Regions from separate parts of the Homo sapiens genome. Here regions 1 and 3 are each linked to region 2. The links are chromatin contacts, found by Hi-C or POLR2A ChIA-PET in ENCODE. All regions are on one chromosome and are shown on one strand. Each heading gives the region's core, a stretch centred on a gene start or an enhancer-like site at or near the end of the contact. The rest is flanking DNA. Distances are from core to core; before and after follow the strand shown.

Region 1 (4,616 bases), core at 1,776-4,275, 36 kb after region 2:
TTTCCTTGGGATCTAAGGCATACCAGGTGCTATGTTCAAAATGAATGGGACATGGTTCTTGTTTTTAAGATGCTCCCAGACCAGTGGGGCAGACTGGTATAAAAATAACTAACTGTCGGCCAGGCGCGGTGGCTCACACCTGTAATCCTAGCACTTTGGGAGGCTGAGGCAGGTGGAACACCTGAGGTCAGGAGTTCAAGACCAGCCTGGCCAATATGGTAAAACCCCATTTCTACTAATAAAATACAAAAATTAGCTGGGCGTGGTGGCATGTGCCTGTAATCCCAGCTGCTCGGGAGGCTGAGGCAGGAGAATCACTTGAACCCAGGAGGCGGAGGTTGCAATGAGCTGAGATCACATACCACTGCACTCCTGCCTGGGCAACAGAGTGAGACTCTGTCTTAAAAAATAAAAAATAAAAATAACATAACTAACTGTATAATATAATAATATGATAAATGCTATTCTGTTGGTATGAATCAAGTAGCACAGAGGAAGAAAACAATTCACTCTAGTAGATGGTTGGCATTTTGAGAGAGATATAAATATAATTGTGCTCATTTATAACATGAATTATAAATGTAGCAGCATTGGAAATGGACATTTAATAAGGTGTAGCACTACTAAATTGGATTAAGTGCATGCACTGGGTTTATAGATGGATGTTCCCATCAAATTTGTTCTTTATTTGTATCCCTACCCCTGAGCAGTCCTTGCCTGGCAAGTGATTGGTGTTTGCACTGTTGGGGGTAGGCTTTAGGTTCCTGTTTGGGCACCAGGAGCTGTAGGGTTAGAAGAAGTAATGTCTTTTTCTCACCTATTGCAAGGTTCATTACTGAACCCTATAGCAAAGGCAGAGTAACAAGCAAAAAGCATAACAAATTTATTTAACAGAGTTTTATGTGACACTGAAGCCCTTAGAAATGACCCAAAGACCCAGGGAAAACTGTGTATTTATATGGATAGTCATACAGAAGTATGATTGGAGCACCACAGAGTATCATCTAATGGTAATCAACTAGGGAGAACTTTGCAAGCCCTGTTTGTTCGAATGGCTTCCAAGTATAGGGTAGGACCCCTCTGGAATGAAGATCTTAAGGCCTACTTTTAGGGAAGATAGGTCAGAAAATTATTTTATGGCCTGCTTCAGAGGGAAAGGCAAGAGAAGGTCAGAGAGTGACCTTCCTGTTTCTGTGGTTTTCCAATGTCCTTTAGCTTAAAATGCTTGGTATGCCAGGGTGCCATATTTGGGGGTATCCTGTTCTAAGCCCCAACATTTCCCTGGAAGGGCGATGGCTTTTTGATCTAAGCAAAGTTATCAGAGGGAATGAGGTACAAATCAATAGAGGACAGACTATGAGATCAAATTCTGACTCTACTACTTAAGAGCTGAGTGTCTTTTGACAAATTACATGTATTCCTGGTGACTCTGATATCTCTATAAAATAGGGATGATAGTAGTACCAACCTTACAAGGCTGTGCCTCAAATGTGTAATAAATATGAAAACACTTTGTAAAGTGCTGTAAAAATATATAAACATTATTGTTTTATCACAAATATCAGCACACCAATTATTTATGTAGTTCTATACATTACGCAAAAAGTTACAGAGATGTGGGGCTCATCTTCTAGGAAAACAGAATCAGAATTCTGAATCAGCTCTAAAGTCGGAGACCAAACCTCGAGCTCTCTCTAGGTGCTGTTTCTCCTGAAAAGTTGACTTGTAAGTCTAACCCAGTGCATTGCCTCTGATGGCCTGGTGTTCTTCAGATAGGTAAAAAGCAACTCGAAAAGGGGAAGAGTATTGTGCTTTCCGCAAAGACGATACTTTTTTGCTCTTTGGAAATTCTTGCTCTTTTGGTTTTGAGCTCTGAAGGTGAACAATCCAGCTGATTCAAATCCCCAGAGTAGCCCTAATAATAGGAAAACCGTGACAACCGCAGATATTAAAAACATACCTCAATTTGCACAACTGGGGTAAGACAAATACATATGGTATTATATGAAAAAAATTCCTTTATGCAAATCTAGAAACTTACTTTAATGTCATTTCATTTAACATCAAAGAGATGATGTCAAAGAGAACATGTTTACCACTGGGAGAGTCAAATGAAAGAATTAGTCTTCTAGAATTCTTTCAAATGAAAGAATTTGTGTGTAAGGTTTGATTGGTTATTTGGCAAACACTAATATTAATAAAAAGACCAGTACTTCTAGATATGGGCCACTTTGTAGAGGGATTATGCCAGAACTCCCATAGTATGTATAGAGACCCTTGAAGGAGGGTCCTCAAACCCATAAGGGAATTTATTTTAAAAATATTTTGCTTATGGGCCCATAACTTCATTTTATGTCTCTCTAGCTCACAATAGAGGATTATAATCTATTGGGCTGATATATCTGAGTTAACATCAGATTAATCGTATCACTTTGTGTATGAATATCATATAAAAATGTTAGTGGCTGCTGTTTTCACCATGCTCTGTCATAATTAAACAATTTATTTCATGCTGAAGCTTCCCTGTCCTGATTCTGGGATTGTCAGTTTTATGGTTCTCATTTTACACAGATAAAACCAAACTTTTCAGATGTCAAATAATGTGCTGCAGACTTCCATGCAGTTCTCAGCTGCAGTTATAAATCACTGTTGTTTTAAGTAAGTGACCTAAATGCCATTTTTATTAGGAATAGAGTGGCTAGGAGAGACTAACATAAAGCCTCTGATGGAGTTCTAACATTTCTCCTTGAGCAGCAGGAAGAGAATTGCATTTCCTGCTGGCTAGAGAAGCCAGGTCAATTTTGTCCTACCATTCTGGGAACTATCACTTCAGACACCTAACATATCCAGGTCCTGCTTATTTTTCTTGAATGAGCTATTAAAATGCATGTATGTGTGCACATACACACATACATACACATCATGCAGCCATTTGCCTCTGTGTATACATACATATCATTGTGTAGATTGCACTTTTTCAGAAAAGACAACTGATCACCAGCACGTCACTCTCACTTCCTCCCATGTACATTTTGTATCTTCCCCACAGGGAAGTGAAACTGGTGGTGGGTTGGAAGAGATTGAGTTTGCTGAAGTGGATTCTGCCAAGTGGCTGTTTGTGGATGACCTTTGTCTTATAGGGGGTAATAGTGGGAGTTACGGATTCCTGGCAAAATGTCTGTTCACATCTCATCACAATTAGAATCATAAACTATGGGCTTTGTGGATTTGTTCACCTGAGATAGTGATGAACTAGGAATCAAAAGATCTGGGTTTTAGCTCTATCTCTAAATATCTACATATATGTGAAGATAGCTGTGTATACCACTGTGGATATTTTCCCTCTTTTGTCTTATCTTCTCCATGAGACTTTCAAATCCTCAAAGGCACAGAGCATCTTTAATTTACACAGCATTCACTTTTTCATCTTTGTTTGTTCCTAGACTGCATTTAGTAGAGATGTAATAAGTACTTACTGACTGATAGAATGAGACCACATCCTGCCTTAGATGAACTGGAATTCCATTTGAAAGTGTTTCCAACCAGAAATATTCTGCTTTGGTGCCACTGCTACTGTTCAGATTCAACTATAGCAGCCACAGTGTGATCAGACACCTTCTCCCCTCAGGCGCCACCCTTGGCCACCCTGAGAAGATGGGCCCCCCTGCCAGCATGTCTTTGGGGCCCAGTGTTTCTGTCTCTCTGCTTCTCCCAACACTCAGTGGCCTGAAGAAGAAGAGCTTTGGTATATAATTTCTTTTTTCCCCCCAGCCAAGAGGAATTGAGCACTCATGAATATTTTAAGCGTGTTACAAAGAACACAAAAGCTGTGCCTTCATGGGAGGATTAAATGTTGGTGTTTGACTCCTCACAATCAGCACATTTTAAAACATAAACCAGATCATGTCAGTCTCCTGCTTCAGAGCCACCAGTGGTCTCCCACACTCTTGCAACCAAACCCAAGGCTGGGTGCCAGCCTCCAAGGCACTGCCTGACTCAGCCCTGCCCACTGCTCTGACCACCTCTTGCAGTAATTCCAGCCATGCTGATCTACTCTGGGTTCCCAGGGCATCGTAAGCATCTTTCTCTTTAGGACCTTTCTACACATCTCCCCTGCCTGGGACCCTGCCCTGAACCCTGTGCTACCGCAGGATCGTCACTCAGATCTCAGCCTGAATGTCCTGTCTCAGACAGGACTCCCCTGACTGTCCTATCAGTATCTACACCCGATATTTTATTTCCTCACATCACTCATCATATCTGAAATTGCCTGCTCATTTCCTGGTTTTCTTGTTTACTGTTGGACCCTGACTAGGGGGTCTCACTCTACAAGGGCAGAAAGAGGTTGTCTTAGTCTGGTTCTCTGTTGTTACCCAGAAGCTGGAACAACGCCTGTTCCCCAGCGGTTGCTCAGTAAACACATGTGGACTCAATGAGGGATTGAATTGGAAGTTATTTACCTCTCTCCTGGCTTTTGCTTCCCTCTCTTCCTTTGTCTCTCTTTTGCGGAATCTGTACCATGAAAAGGGCTGTTGTCCAGTAGTGGAACACAGGCCTTGGATTGAGGTCCTGGTTGACTCACTTGATCTGAAGCTTCTGGTCATGCACAACTGCCA
Region 2 (4,359 bases), core at 890-3,389:
GGTGTTCCTACCAAAAAAAGGACATTCAAAGGCAACAGATGTCTACTACAAAATCTGTTCTATGGGATCTACAGTGAGGGAATAGATTCAGCCTTACAGCTAAAGAAACGGATTGCTATGCAGAGATTTCTGCTTCTTAGGAGTTGCCAAAAAGACCCTTATCCGGCTTAGGAGTTCTTGGCTGTGATTTTAGTGTTCTTTTGTTTCCCAAGTATTTTTAAAATGTAAATCAGTAACTAGCAAGAGGCATCTTTGGTCATTGTAGTTGCTTGGAGTAGAATAAATTTAAAAAATTCTTTGATGTGAGAAAAATTACTATCATCATTATCACACATGGAAGGTCAACATTAGGGCCAGTCATTGGAGTTAAACTGTCAGAAGAACATCCCAGTTACTTTCTCACTTTTGAGTTGTGTAGACTGACAGGATTTGAGTCTTTGAGGGCTTTGACTAGGGTAACTGACCTCAAAACAAATAGCTAGAGGGATATTTCTACTTCTATCCGCTGAGGGATTTGTAGCAAGAAGCCATATTGTGGATGGTATATTTTAATAACAAAGGGGATTTTAAAAGGAGGATGACACATTGATTTGGAATGTTTTCTCAACTGTATTTACTTATTCTTAAATATTTTCCTTCATGCTTTCTTTCTCAAGTGGATGACCAGCTGGTTGCCACCTTTTTCTTCTCTCTTTGCCTCTGTTCCTAATTTCTTTCTTATCCTTAACCACTCCACTTTCCTTCCTCCAATCTTGTTTTCTCTCTAAATCTTTCCTCCAACCTTATTGAATCTCTCCCCTTCTTTTTGTTATCTGGTCATTTGATCTATAATTTCGATTCCTTTTCCTGAAATTCCCTCCTTTTTCCTTTTCCCCTAAACCATCATTCTAGTCCTCCCCACACCCAAGCTTCTTATCTCTTTGCTGTTAATCTCCAATGTGTTTATTGACTTGTGTGCCAAAAGGCAAAATCCCCAGCCCCCTCCCAACCATGCCAGTGCATTGAAAAGCAGCAGCTGTCATTGCTCAACAAGTTCCTTGTGATCTACAAATCAATGGATAAGAATTCTCACAGTGAAGGTTTACATGTATATATTTGTATGTATATATGAGACATGTGACCATGTTTAATGAATGGAGAAGGACTTGGATCTTTTCTAGTAGAGAAGAGAAGCAGAAAGCTTTGCCTAACCCTATTTCTTTACTAAGGTAATGAAAAAATTATACAGGGAAAATAAATGATGTTAATGAGAGAAACAGGGACAGGAGACCAATAAACAATCATCAGGCATGAGAATATCTTGCTGAACTTATTATTGATAGTAGACACAGGAATGTAATATAAATGCAGTGATGGAACAGAAAGCAGACTCAGGAAAGAAAGAGATGATAATAAATAGTAATAAAATCCAAGTGATTCATATGCTCAAGTGAAAGAAAGAAGAAAGAGGGCAGTGTACACAAAGTAAAAGGGCAAGAAAATGGAAGTAGAGTCATCACTCGTAGAGATAAATAGTTGGGAAATATGAGAAGCCTTCCTGACATCAGTAAAATATTACATGTTAAACAGCAAACAAAAGACAACAACAGTGTCTGTAGTACTTTTGGAATATAAAAGTTAGATAATACTAGAGTAGTATCTTCAAAATAAGCAACTTCAGAAATCAAGTCCCCAGTAAAGGGAATTGGAAGAATTTGAATAGATGAAATAAGGAGCAGTGGCAAGTGATACAAACCTTAAGCAGGAAAAGTGATTTTAAATGGTACTGGCAGGTTAACAACTGGCAAAAAGAAAAAAAAAGAAAAGAAAAGCAAGATGGTGCTATATCCCCCAGGTGCTGGGAAACCAACCTGGCCTAAAAAAGGAGCAGACCCACCTAACTTTTTGCCAAGCACTGTGCTAGGTGCATTGCATACACTTTTAATTTAAGCCTCGCTGTACATAAAAGTGAAGCCAAGGTCTGAGAATGATATCCATTGGGAGGAAAAAACAGGAAAATTTTCTGAGCCAGTTCCAAAGTCATAAGGCTCAGGGGGAATAACTTTGACTTTGTCAAGTCAGAGTGAACAGCCAGAGTCAGCAGACATAGGATATTGTCAGAGGTAAATCACCAGCTTGGTCTGGTCTGTCTTATTGCAAGGTCAGAGGACCATAGCAAGCCAGCCAAATGTTTTCAACCATGGAAATCCCCTAACTTTCCAACTGCTGCAGTCCCACAGCTCTGAGCTTTTACTCACAGGATGGCTCCCTTCCAGCTTTCAAATCTCTCCAAGTTGATTAATCATTTTCTTGTTCTGACTCATTCAGGCCTCTAGAAAAATAGCTGTAGGTACTGGAAGGGCTATGTAGATCAAGGAGGTCAGATAAATTGGCTTGATGTTGGTCTATAGAAAAATCTAGAAGATATTGCCAAAAGCTTTTAAGCATACCGTCTTCAGATGCTGGGATGTGGGCTATATCCACAGGCCATTGGCTCATTCATGTGTTTGAAGCAGAATATTTTTGTGTGCATTAGGAGACTTGGGTATGTTCATTTCTTAATGTAATGTTAGATATTGTAAGCTGGTTGTTTAGACAGTAGAATTTCATTGTGACCACTTATTTTTATATCTATTTAGATGGAGTACAGGCCAGATTATAACCCCCTAACAAGAACAGCAACAGTAAACACACAGATAGTGCTTATTATTAGTTAAGCATGGTACTAATATTTTCCCTAAGAGGCCACATTCACAGGACTGAAATGTCAGTTCTGGTTGTCTGAGCCAAGGGCATATATGCTGATTACATTATTTTGTCTGGCTAATACACTTTATCATGAAGCTTATTTTAGAAGAAATGTTCATTTTTAGATTTCTGTTTGTATATTTAGGTCATACTATAAGGTCCATTCTCTTGCTTTTATAATAATTTAGTCTTCTGCTTTATTCATTCAATTCATGAACATTCATTAAGTACCTGAGTATGCTAGTCATTGGAGATGCAGTTGTAACTAAGGCATCACCCCAGACCTGAAGTTTTATGTTGTGTTTTGTGCTTAGTGATTGGCATAAGTAAAATACTTGAGGAAACACAGAAGCAGCAGCAAATATTTCTGCAAAGGAGAAGAGAAAATATTTGAGTTGAAGCTTCAAGAATATATCAACATTTTCCAGTTTGACAAGGGTGGGAGGAGCCCCATCAATACAGGGAACAGCATGTGGAAATGCAAAGAGGTGTGAAAGAGCATAGTATATTCAGGGTGAAAAAATACATTTTTTATGAATTGTAGTAGAAAATGAGCCGAAATAGGTTAAGTTGAGGTAAGATTGTGATGGGTCTTACAGCATACTAAGGCATTATCCTGTAAGTAATAGAAGGGCTTATGGAGGTTTTAAAGAAAGAGAGTAACTTCATTTGATTTCTTTTTTCAGGAAGAGAATTCTGATGATAGTGTAGGGTGGAAAAAAGGGGTAACAAAGGAACCAGTGGGAAAGCTGCTGTATAGTCTGGAAGTGGTAGCAGTAAGAGGAGAGGTGAAGGGACAGATTTGAGATGCATATCAGAAGTCAAATGAGCAGACTACTGTGACTGGTTGGATACAGGGGTGGGTGTTTGAGTGGGACCTCCAGTTAGGAACTCAGATGTCTGGATGGGTCATGCTGCCTTCAACAAGAAATTCAGAGGAAAAGCAGCCTTGGGGAATGATGAGGTCATTTTGTAACATGTTGAGTTTAAATTAAGGCACTAATGAGAAGAGACATTCAGGTGGAGAAGTCCAATGGACGACAATAGTATGGGTCAAGAAAGAAAGCTGAGAAGTATCTGAATTACAATTATGCATCACTTAATGATAGGAATGTGTTCTGAGAAATGAGTTATTAGGTGATTTCAACATTATGCAAACATCATCGAGTGCACTTACAAAAACCTAGATGGTATAGCCTGCTATACACCTTGGCTGGATGGTACAGCCTGTTATTCCTGGGCAGCAAACCTGTAGAGCATGTTATTGTACTGAATACTATAGGCAATTGGAACACAATGGCAAGTGTTTGTGTATCTAAACATAGAAATTAAACAGTAAATATATGGTATAAGAGATCAAAAATGGTATATCTATGAGGGTACTTACCATGAATGGAGCTTGCAGGACTGAAAGCTGTTCTGGGTGAGTCAGTGAGTGCACGGTAAGTAAATGTAAAGGCTTAGGATATTACTGTACACTACTGTAGATTTTATAAACACTACACTTAGGCTACACTAAATTTATTTTACAAATTTTCAACAATAAATTAAGTGTAATTACTGTAACTGTTTGACTTTATAAACTTTTAATTATTTTTAACTTTTTGACTCTTTTGTAGTAAAACTTAAATC
Region 3 (4,300 bases), core at 1,484-3,983, 38 kb before region 2:
ATTAATCACTTGAGAATTGTTTACAACTATAATCTAGAGAGCACTTACTTGCCCATGGCAGGCAGTAAAGTTACCTTGGTTGTGTAAGAATAACCTGAGTGGTTTACTCAGACTGTTCACAAATGTTTGGACATCATTCAAGGGCTGTCCAAGTCTGACTAGTTAGCTTTATGATATACTCAGATACACTCAGATTCACCTTTATACCATCCAATCACATTTAAAGGAGGGTGTTTCCTGAAATTGCAACATTACTGACTTCCCAGCCATGTGACATAGCTTTTCAGACTCTAAGTTAAATTTTAACCCAGACATCTCTCTTCAATTCAGGTCACCTACAGGCCAGACAAAGCCAAGGTCATGTATTGAGTGAATATAAGGAGTTTTGTTGGTTCTAATAACTGTAATGTTATTCACTGGTTGAAATACTATACCATGGTTAATCATAAGTTGCAGCTGTTGTGTCCTTTTATTTATGAGCCCTTAATCAAGAGGACACAGCAAGAGCCACTGTTTGAAAGGAGCCTTTCATGAGGTCTTCTCTTTGGGTGCTCCTTCTTGTTTCATTGTGAAAAGAAGAGAAGTTTATATTGCCTTGCAAAAGTTATTAAATAGTATATGTTGGCTTCTCTGAAAACAGATTTTTCTATTCCAAATTTGAAAGATCAAATTATAATCTTTATATTTCAGCTGATGATAATAGAAACACTAAGCCTGTGCTCTCCAAACAATGTCTTTTAATTGGTGCCAAGTTTGATTGAATCTCAATATCAGCCATCAGAAGTTATATGTTGGCTCTCTGAAAACAGACTTTCCTATCCAGAATTCAGGTTTTCTATTTGTGACAATATGTCTCTGCTGATGTTAAGGTAAACAGACCAGAGCTCTTTGTGCAGCCCTTTTTACTGGTCCTGAACCTGATGAATGAGATTTTAAATGTAAGTCAATCTCTCTCTCCTTTTTTAACTTTTTGGTTTTAAATCCTCCCTTATTTTATGAGAATTCATCTTATGAGTTACCCTTGTTAAAATATTGGCATATCCAGGAGTTTGAATAGGGTCATTTTCTGAATGGATTTTGGAATAATTACGTAAATTGATTTTTCTGATCAAGGAATTTAGTGATAGGTTATATTTTCAAATGTGTTGATTGTCAGCTTCATCCTAAATTGCAATGTAACACAAAAGCTGGTACACAGCTCTTTTCTTTGAGACACTCAAAATGTTTCCAAACTTTAAATTCATACTTTTTACTGATAACATTTTTGTGGATCTCATTCAGGTAAACTTTTCTTCTTCACTTGTTGATCCCGCGTGACCCCTCCAGCCACACAGGTTTCATGTGCTTCCCTGAATACAGCATGCACTTAGCACCCTTTATAGCCTGGATAGTGTTGTTACCCCAGACTAGAATTCTTTCCTCATCTCCATTACAATACTTGACATCCTTCAAGACAACACTCAAATGCTACTTATATCATTAAATTTCCTCCCTGATTTCTACTTGGACTTAAATGTTGCTCTTTGTACCACTTTATTTGACCTGTTGCTGAAGCACTTAGTTCACTGTACCTTGTATTTTAATTGATTTTGTACATGTTTTTTCCCTCAACAAGAAGCAAACTTATTGAGGTCTGGGACCATATCTTCAAGCAGCCTCCAGATAATTGGCTTGGCACAAAATTGCATGCATCTCTTGTTTTCTCATAACTGGATGGAAACAATGATATTTAGATTTATCAGAACTGCTACAGAGGGCTAAAGGGATGCAAAAACACTTGGTAAAATTCAAAATTCTCTTTAAAGTAGTCAGTATTGTTCTCAAAACAATTACATCAAACTTTTAGTGACTGAAGTGTTGTAATAATTTGTGATTTTCAAAGATACTCAAAATTTAAGGTGAACAGTGAGCCAGAACACAAGATGATATACCTAATCTCATTCACCAGTCTGTTTTGACCAAGTCAAGTTGAGGCAAGAATGCTGGGAACAAGCTTTTCTGATTGAATGTGTTAATTTAGCCCGCCTTCAAACTTCTTAACCAATGGCTTCCACTCTACCACCTTTCAACGCTTTTTTTTCTGTAAGATGGCATGTTATCTGTTAGAAATAATGGGGATCACATTCATTATACCAGCAGTAGTCTCTCTGTGATCACACTCATTAGACTGTTTACTACCACGAATTCTGGGAGAAATGGCCTGGGACATTAAAAGAAACAAACAAGCTAAGAGGGCTGTCTAGGACCAATGACAGTTATTGGATTTGTTTTAAGAATTAAGCTTATGAGTTACACTTTTTTCCTTTGCAGCATAGATGAAAATCATCACTTGAGGAACATTTCAACATCATAGTTGCAAGTATAACTTACACAATGGAAAATGTTTTTCATTTTGAGAAGAGGCAATTGCTATTTTGTAATGGAACGCAAGGACTACTGGAGATAAAACTTGCATGCAAGACCAGTACAGCTTGATGAAGGGAGCAGAGTCTAGTTTAACCTCTAAATTAGGAGATGTTTGTTTTAATTTTACTGCTATTCCAGGCAAGAAATATTAAGTGTCTGCTGTGTTCAGGACTGCTAAACATTATGGACAATACAGTAATAGTAGAAGACATGGTGTCTGCCCTTGAGGGAGTGAAAATTGAATAGACAACTCTTAACTATCAGGATCAACAAAAAAATGGTGTTAGTTAGGGAGTAATAAAAGTGCCACACGGCTAACTACAAACCAGAAGGCCAGGGACGGATTACTGTGAACTCAGCTGCTGTGTAGCTTTGAGTTTCTTGAATATTGTCCATGACCCATTTATTTTGTTTTAAATAGAGAATTATATCTGCCCTCTACCAAATACACAGGAATAATCTGAGTAATGTTTATAACTGTGATCTGAGAACTTTTTGAGTCTTTTGCAAATCTGTAAACACAGAGTGAGAATGAGATATGACAGTGTGGTAAAAGAGGACTTTTGAGATTTATTAATATTTAGAAGTACAAGGGGGAAGAATACTTTTATAGTATGATTATAATGTTAAAGATATTCTTCCTTTAGTTTTATAAAATGTGGCTTTTGATCAGTAAGTGGCAACTTAGAAGAAAAGTCTATCCTAAGTTGATTTGCTATTCCTTGACCTTAAGAACTATAGAACACTTTATTTTCTCCTAAGACCACTTTTTTGTTTTTATTTTACTCCATTCATTAATTCATTCAGCACATAATAACGAAGTATGTACTTGGTGGCAAGCACTGTGGTAGGACCTGGGGATATGAAGTTGAAGAAGACCTGGGCCATATCTCTAAAAACCTTGTGAGGGGAAACCAAGGGGGAAAAAGTTTCTACTATTTTAAATAATTAGAATAGATTTTATTTTATAGTTAAATTTGAAGAAAACTACAATTTTAGTTAGATTTACTATGCCATCTTTACTCATTTGTTCACTCCCATTCGTTCATTTTTCAAGTTAATGGGTGCTGGAAACCTGAGTCATCCTTGACATGTCCCTTTCATTTGCCCTCCAAATGCAAACAACCACCTGTTGTTTCAGTCCTTTCAAATGCCTGCCTCCAGAATGAGCATTAAATCTGTCAACATATTTACCATCTCAGCTTCTCCAGTCACCTCCTAACTGCTCTCCCAGTTTCCACTCTTACTTACCTCTAATTAACAGCTTTCAGACTTTTTTGAGGATGACCTACAATTAAAAAATACATCCATGATACTCCCAGTACACATACTTGTGTTGCTATGTATCTATAAGTAAATCCAAAATCAAAGATTAACAGAATAATACGTATCTTTTCTCAGTATCATGCATTTTGATATTTTTAAAAATTATATTCCTGGCCGGGCATGGTAGCTTACACCTGTAATCCCAGCACTTTGGGAGGCTGAGGCAGGTGGATCACCTGAGGTCAGGAGTTCGAGACCAGCCTGACCAGCAGGGAGAAAACCTGTCCCTACTAAAAATACAAAATTAGCCAGGCATGGTGGCACATGCCTGTAAACCCAGCTACTTGGGAGGCTGAGGCAGGAGAATCCCTTGAACCCAGGAGGCAGAGGTTGTGGTGAGCCGAGATCACACCATTGCACTCCAGCCTGGGCCACAAGAGCAGAGCTCTGTTTCAAAAAAAAAAAAAAAAACAACAATTAGGGGCCAGGTGCAATGGCTCATGCCTGTAATCCCAGCACTTTGGGTGGATCACGAGGTCAGGAGTTCAAGACCATCCTGGCTGACAAGGTGAAACACTCTCTACTAAAAATACAAAAAGATTAGCTGGGCGTGGTGGCAGGCGCCTGT

The links. Hi-C counts contacts between places; a loop is a spot of excess contacts on that map. ChIA-PET counts read pairs that join two places held with the same protein, here RNA polymerase II (POLR2A). Pooled maps may share reads with other maps.
Region 1: a map with no recorded cell type shows a loop between it and region 2 (6-fold over the local background). The contact joins two enhancer-like sites. A Hi-C loop is called at or near these places in 3 of 168 maps with a recorded cell type or tissue (GM12878, HepG2 and breast epithelium), 4 of 37 single-sample maps with no recorded cell type and 6 of 50 pooled maps. POLR2A ChIA-PET finds 5 or more read pairs at or near these places in 3 of 52 experiments (CD4-positive, alpha-beta T cell, GM12878 and activated B cell).
Region 3: a map of colonic mucosa shows a loop between it and region 2 (2.7-fold over the local background). The contact joins two enhancer-like sites. A Hi-C loop is called at or near these places in 10 of 168 maps with a recorded cell type or tissue (CD4-positive, alpha-beta memory T cell, Calu3, GM12878 and 6 more), 10 of 37 single-sample maps with no recorded cell type and 21 of 50 pooled maps. POLR2A ChIA-PET finds 5 or more read pairs at or near these places in 8 of 52 experiments (A549, A673, B cell and 5 more).

What each region holds. Positions count from the first base shown.
Region 1 is chr14:68,265,351-68,269,966 of GRCh38, forward strand. All of the region lies in intron 7 of RAD51B (RAD51 paralog B), which reads left to right. Among named protein-coding and RNA genes, the nearest start is that of RAD51B-AS1, 420 kb to the right of the region's middle. RefSeq lists enhancers at 2,751-2,870, 3,221-3,370, 3,521-3,700. Within about 2 kb of position 3,026, at least 9 of the 41 ENCODE cell types and tissues checked have a DNase peak (open chromatin) inside an H3K27ac peak, as active enhancers do; they include GM12878, where a contact is called at or near this core.
Region 2 is chr14:68,230,577-68,234,935 of GRCh38, forward strand. The region is part of intron 7 of RAD51B (RAD51 paralog B); the gene reads left to right. Among named protein-coding and RNA genes, the nearest start is that of RAD51B, 410 kb to the left of the region's middle. RefSeq lists enhancers at 1,571-2,770, 2,037-2,406. Within about 2 kb of position 2,140, at least 22 of the 41 ENCODE cell types and tissues checked have a DNase peak (open chromatin) inside an H3K27ac peak, as active enhancers do; they include GM12878, where a contact is called at or near this core.
Region 3 is chr14:68,191,783-68,196,082 of GRCh38, forward strand. All of the region lies in intron 7 of RAD51B (RAD51 paralog B), which reads left to right. Among named protein-coding and RNA genes, the nearest start is that of RAD51B, 370 kb to the left of the region's middle. RefSeq lists an enhancer at 110-404 and a silencer at 3,436-3,636. Within about 2 kb of position 2,734, at least 2 of the 41 ENCODE cell types and tissues checked have a DNase peak (open chromatin) inside an H3K27ac peak, as active enhancers do.